Regions from separate parts of the Homo sapiens genome. Here region 2 is linked to region 1. Evidence: chromatin contacts called from ENCODE Hi-C data. All regions are on one chromosome and are shown on one strand. The core of a region is the stretch at or near the end of the contact, and the rest is flanking DNA. Distances in the headings are between cores, read along the strand shown.

Evidence for each region. A loop is a pair of places that touch in the nucleus more often than their neighbours do. Pooled maps may share reads with other maps.
Region 2: a map with no recorded cell type shows a loop between it and region 1 (7-fold over the local background). The contact joins two enhancer-like sites. A Hi-C loop is called at or near these places in 2 of 37 single-sample maps with no recorded cell type and 1 of 50 pooled maps.

The regions. Positions count from the first base shown.
Region 1 is chr3:112,114,965-112,118,240 of GRCh38, forward strand. C3orf52 (chromosome 3 open reading frame 52) reads left to right here. Exons shown (of 6, transcript NM_024616.3): 6 at 1,678-3,246. The coding sequence ends at 1,682. Among named protein-coding and RNA genes, the nearest start is that of MIR567, 3.8 kb to the left of the region's middle. RefSeq lists enhancers at 1-131, 152-231, 242-291, 522-611, 1,168-1,227. Within about 2 kb of position 1,921, at least 3 of the 41 ENCODE cell types and tissues checked have a DNase peak (open chromatin) inside an H3K27ac peak, as active enhancers do.
Region 2 is chr3:115,657,323-115,660,320 of GRCh38, forward strand. All of the region lies in intron 1 of GAP43 (growth associated protein 43), which reads left to right. Among named protein-coding and RNA genes, the nearest start is that of GAP43, 35 kb to the left of the region's middle. RefSeq lists enhancers at 469-1,341, 1,342-2,213 and silencers at 1,135-1,364, 1,545-1,614. Within about 2 kb of position 1,574, at least 35 of the 41 ENCODE cell types and tissues checked have a DNase peak (open chromatin) inside an H3K27ac peak, as active enhancers do.

The DNA of each region.
Region 1 (3,276 bases), core at 671-3,170:
AGACCCTGAGCTTGGCCAAAGAGACTCAGCTGTTTCCCCAGGGCTTGGTGCTCCAGCAGGTGCTGGGAAGGCAGCTGTGAGTGGAACAAAGTCTCTGCTCTTCTGGAAATTGCATTCTTTCTCTCAGACATTTCTTCTGACGGGACATGCTGAGAAAATGTGGGGTTTTCTGTGACCCCATGTCCCACTTTCCAGAGCATGAATGTGCAATATTTGAGCCATTTTATGTTTTCAGAATGTGAGTGTCACTGCCCTCTCAAAGGGAAGGGTGCACAGAGAAGCAGTTGGGAAGTGAGGAAAGAAGAAGAGGGACTCATCGCAGGCATGCAGGCAGATGGGGGATGAGCTCAGAGGCAAACTCTAGAGAAAGGGAAAATGTGTCAGGGAGAGGCCCAGGGCCCTGGGAGGGACCAAGAGGGATGGAATGAGTTCTTACGCCAGTTTCTACGTGCTCATGAGCTGTGGGCTTGGGGGATTACCATCCCCGCCCTGTGATTACCCAGGCAACTAGTTTCCCACAATGGTAATGTTCTTAGTCTTCAAAGAGCAAAGATTCTTAAAATTGTTTGGTTTGTGTGCTCCTTAGAGAATTTGAAGACAGCTGTGTACCTTCTCCCCAGGAAAAAAAAATGTACCTACTTCTCCCCACAACACAAAATTGTACAGACAATTTCAGGGATTCCGAGTATTTCCCTGAGGCCAGCCTATGGTCCATTTGGGGTTTGTATATGTGCGCTTTAGAAGCAGAATCCAAAATTAGATTGTAATTTAGATTCCTGAGGGGTTTTGTGTGTGTTTGCTTCTCATTCTCTAATTTGGAAATACGGCGATTATTTTGACCTGACTGCATGCATATTTGGATGCCTTATAAAAATAAAAACTTAAAATATAATGATAAAGGAATTTTTTAAGTCCATCATCCCTCACCCTTCCCTATCTTTGGTCTTCTTCACCTCCTAGATGAGTGGGGCCCTGGGCTAGGAGGGGGAAGTCTGTTTTACAAAGGTCGAAGAATAGGTCAGCATCATGAGTTATTTTGGACACAGAGGAGGTACTTGGTACTGTTCTCACATGGGAAGGAGTCAGCTAGTAGACTGAGTAGGGAAAAAGGGCAAAACCAGGATTTTTGTGAGAGAGAAGAGGAAAAAGCCCCAGGTAGGGAGAATAGTGAATCTTGTCAGTCCTGTCAGTGGTGGCGAGGCTGGACTCCTGGTCTGTAGACCCCGGCGGGCTCCCCCTGTGTTGTGTCTGCTTGGGGCTTTGCATCTGCACCTGCTGTGCCCTAGGGTTCACACCATTTCTCTCATCAGAATTTCTCACAGTATATTTTACACGTTTTAAAAACGGAAATTTTAGAGTTTATGGTTAGATTATGAAAAGGGACTGGATGTTAAAATGTCCTTAGCACCCAAAAACCACATCATCAAAATTATTTCTCATGCATCCTACCCAAACAAATAAGCAAGAAACAATAAATGTCATTTGCCTTTTGAAATGTATTCAGAGCGGTGTGTGTGTGTTGGACTGAAGACTAAATTTCCTCTGTTAGGAATGTATAAACCTTGCAATTTTATCTAAGATTTTACACTAAAATTCAATGAAATGAAATGAAAACGTAAGCATTTAATAGTGGTTTTAAAAATCAGTAACTTTTGTTCATCTGTGTTTTCTTTTTAGAATGAAGTGATGGAGGCTGGTCTCTGTCTGAAAGCAGTGCTCTACCAAGTCCTGGAGATGAAGGGAATTCACTCTGTTTTGCAGAAAAGATTCTGTGGATTAATACAGAAGCACCAGCAACACCAGAGGGGTGGAGACTCCTTTCTCTCCCGATTCTACAGTCTGGCTCTAAGCCCAGTAAAACAGCTCCCGAGCACTGCTTCAGCTGGGTCCAGTCTTGACAAAGGCAGGAAGCCAGCTAGGGTGGGGGCGATAGGGTCAGCGGGTATGTCCCACTGTTGGAGGTCACTGGTATTCTGTTTGTTTTTGTTTTGTTTCGTTTTGTTTTTTGAGACAGGGTCTCGTTCTGTCGCTTAGCTGGAGTGCGGTGGCGTGATCATGGCACTGCTATTCTTGAAGCACTCCACCCACCTGGGCTACTTTTTCTTTAGTGCAGAGGTGCACTGTCTTCTTTTAGGTGGGATCGCGTAAGCATGAGCTGGTAGAGCACGGAGAGGCAGGCAGCCAGGTTACGAAGACTAAGCCAATTATTCACTGAAGTCATCCTCCTCCCCCCCACCATTCGATTTGATCTACCTCTAAGCCAGGCTGTGAAGAAAAGGAAGGCACTTTAGAAGACCTCAGCAGTGTGGTTCTGTGTCTACTTCCATGACCTGTACCTGAGTATCTTAGCCAGCCAGCCTTAGGAACACCACCAAGGTTACTTTGAAATCTATGTATATAGCTAGTTACAGACGGGAGCTATGTGTTTCTTCATTATTTTGCAGCTCCTCGTTGTTCCTGTGATTCCTGAACACCTTTTTGGAAATATGGGTCTCTGTGAGTTTTGAGCACACTACTATCACTTTGGATAGTCACTCCATTTATATTTTTATAAACTTCCATTAGAGAATCATTAAGGCTGTTTAATATCTGCTCTGGATATTACGCATTGGCTTTTTGTTGCCTAGTGCTACAAACCTTCCTGTGGGACTCAGTGTCTTCAGGCAATGATTGTGTATCCTGTTACAGATGGTTGTGATACAAGAAGAACCACTCTTCTTTGAAAATAAACTCTTGGAAGCTTTTGCCAGCTATTTGGGGGGTAGGAGGAATATTAGCAACTGTATTGGTTGTCTACAGATACAGAATTGCCTGTTGTGAGGGAACTGATTGTTTTGTTGGGAAAAGAAATTTACCAGGAGAAAGAGTTTTGTGCTGTATTGTGAGAGATCTCGCCTCTCAGTTAAATGAGCCCTGGGTTAAAGTCAGTGTGAAGGGCAGCTGTGTGCGGGCACGAGCCAGAGTGTCTGCCTCAGACTAGATTTGACTTGAGTTCTTTATGACCCAGGACTCTGGATAATGTGAATTTGCTTTCCTATTTAACTAGAAGATACATGTACTATAGATCATTGTCTCATTTTAGTGATTGTTCCTTAAACTAGTGAAACTAGTGGATTTCTCTTCTTCCTCTTTATTTTCTGCATGTTAAATGTGAACCTTAGTGTATTTGTATTTTGTAGAAAATAATGAAAAATTTTAATGGAGAATGATTTAAAAACATTTACAATACATTATTTTTGCATCTGTGTTGTTGCATTCCCATTGGCTGAGCTTTGG
Region 2 (2,998 bases), core at 324-2,823, 3.5 Mb after region 1:
AGAAAGGAACACTGGGTGAGATTTTGTTCAACTACCCATAGTTACCACCAGATGGTGAAACTGATCCCGGGCCTCTTGGGTATTGATCAGTTTATGGGGAGATGGGGAGAAGACTATCTTTCACTTGTTAATTCATTAATTTCTTTCGCAAATATTTTTTCAGTACCTGCTAAGTCCCACGGACTATGCTAGGAGCTGCTGTTAAAATGACAAACCAGATAAGGTCACTGCCCTTAATCAACTTACAGTTGGGTGAGAAGCTATCAGGTACAAGTATGGCCCTAGAACAAATTAGTCTTTTCTAGTTAATAATCTTATGTGATGAGATTTGGCCTTGCTCCTTTGGTGACTTGCCTCAAGGAGCCCCAGGCAAAACCAATGTAACATATATTAATAATATATGAAATAATATATTTTGTAGACACAATTGCCTTATGTTGTCCAGGCTAGCCTCGAACTCCTGAGCTCAAGCAATCCTCCCCACCTCTGCCTCCCAAAGTTCTGGGATTACAGACGTGAGCCGCCGTACCCAGCCAAAAATGTTTATTTTGATTAGATGACTGGTATTAATCTGATTAACCAAAGAGACAAGGTATTACTAAATTCCTCATCCCTGGTAACATTTCCATGTTAGCTGTTTTCTATTTGTTTTTTCTTTTCCACAATGGTGCGGCCTAGAAACAGTTAACCTTCTTCGGGGTATTACATACCTTAGACATATAAAAAAGCTATGAGCATTCAACACTGAAATAATCATATAAACCAAACATACTGCACACTACTTCAGGGATACTCTGAAGCCCATCCTTAGACCCCAGACTCAAACAAAACAAAATACGATGTAAAGAACTGACACAAATCATCAGAGTTTAGAGAACAACGTGACGGGCAGCAGAGGAGAGGAGAGGGTTGAAGCAAACTTTTTTGGTTTTTTTTTCCTAAGTAGGGCTGGTTCTGGCTTGTCTTCCTTCTCCCCACTTTGCTTCTTACTCTTGGGCTTACAAACTGCCTGGTTTCCCTTCTCCAAGTCAGGGCTTCGTTTCTCTGCCTTGGCCTTCCTACCCCACCTTCTGCGTTCTGACTCCATGAGGCCCTTTTCGCGTCTCATTTTCTGCCTTCTTTAGGCGTTCCCTCGGCGGCTCTGCAGTGTGATCTCATCTCTTTGTTTCTCCCCGGCTGCCGTCAGTCACCGGCTCTCTGCGCCCCCACCCGCGCGGGCTCGCGGCCGTGCTGCGGGCGTGGCCTCAGCCGCTGAGACCCTGGGGACCGCAGGGCGTGGCGCGGCCTCCGCCCGCTGCACGGAGAGCCCCCCAGAGGCAGCGACACGGCGCTTGGGGTCCGCGGGGCTCCTCCTCCAACTCCGCAGACCTCCGGGGAGGCCTCTTGCTCCCCGAACACCCGGGAGTTCGCTTTCATTTTTAACGAATCTCCACAATCTCTTGTTTGGGAGATAATTGCTTCTTTCAGGGGCTTGGAGAACAAAAGCGTCAGCCCAGGGCCCCAGGTCTCTCCGCGGGAGGAGGGCACCCAGGGGCGATGCGCCGGGCTCTCTCCTTCGCCCTTCTTGGCCCGCTCGCCTTCAGCTCCCACCCGCAGCAGCAACCGCAGCCTGCTTCCGGGGACTGAGCAGCCCTGGGTCAGCCAAGGTTAAGCAGCGGGTGGGGAAGAGGAGAGAAAGCTGGGTCAATTGGAAGTAACCTTCTTGTACCGCCCACTTTTTCCTTGCTTGGAGGCGGCAAAAAGCACTTTAGCATTCTTCGGGCTGTTTGCGCCTCTTTCTCTAACAGGGCCAGGGGAGTGGAAGAGCGGCCGGCAGGAAGGTTTCTTTGTCAGCAAAAGCGGACCTTTGGAAACTAAACAGCAATGCTCTGTCTTTAGAAGACAGCACAGGAAGGAACAAACAGCTGAGGAGTGAAGGCCAGAGACCCCATTTGGAAAACAATGGCCTTTCATGATTATTACTATTTTTAAAAAGTTTTCTAGGCTTTTTCATTTGAACTTTCCATTTCTCACTATGAAATGCAGGTTCTATAGACAATTGCACACAAGTTTCTTTTTCGGGGGGGAGGGTAAACGAAGCAGGTGGAAAGAAGTGAGATGATTGTAGACGTGGCCAAATTTAGACTTGGTGTGAGATTTCCTCTTCGCTTGGAAACACATGGCACCAGCATGCATTTGTTCATTCATTCAATAATGTGAATGAACATTAAACACTACGATGTGATGGGCTTTGTCACAGGCTGTAAGTGGCTTCAGGTCCACATGAAAGGAGAGCGAAAAATTAAAATAAAATATTAGAGAGAGAGAAAAGGGAAGAGGGGCAAGGTGTCAGGCAGCAAGCTTCTTAGGGTCAGAATGGGTCCCCATCCCTAAAAGCTGATGACTGAAGAGACCCACGAGGGTAGACGAGCTGTAGAGAGACAATACTGCATCTGCCAGTGATGAGTGTAGGAAGCTCATGAGGGTTAGAACCTTCCCTCTCTGTTTTCTGACCTCTTTTTCTTTTTAAATAGGTTGAAGCCAACTGTGGTAGAGGATAACAGTGATTCGCGTATCTTATTTATTTATTTTTAGCAGCCCCCTCCCCCGCAACTAGGACAGTGAGTTCCATTCAGATTTTCAACACAGCTAAAAACTTGGCTTTAAAACTTGTGAAGGGAGACATTTCTTTAGAATCTTTCACTTTTTTCATCGCAGAGGCTTTGGGGGAATGTTTAGCTTTTTGCTGAATCATGAAGGGTTTGTTACTGCATTCTGAGAGGGTAGGAATTAGATGCCTAAAGGATGGTGTCTGCTTTCCTGTTGAGGTGGTTTATTTAACAGTTCATAGAGGCATGCAGGTCAAGTCATCCTTAACTGTACAGAGTCAAGGGTATTGCCACATGGGAGGCTGGCCAGCGGAGAAGTTTGGTGCTCTCTCAGTTTGGAGATCCTCATGTTGTATACATATTCCAAAATTCCCAGTAATTATGTACCTATAATTATATACCTATAAATA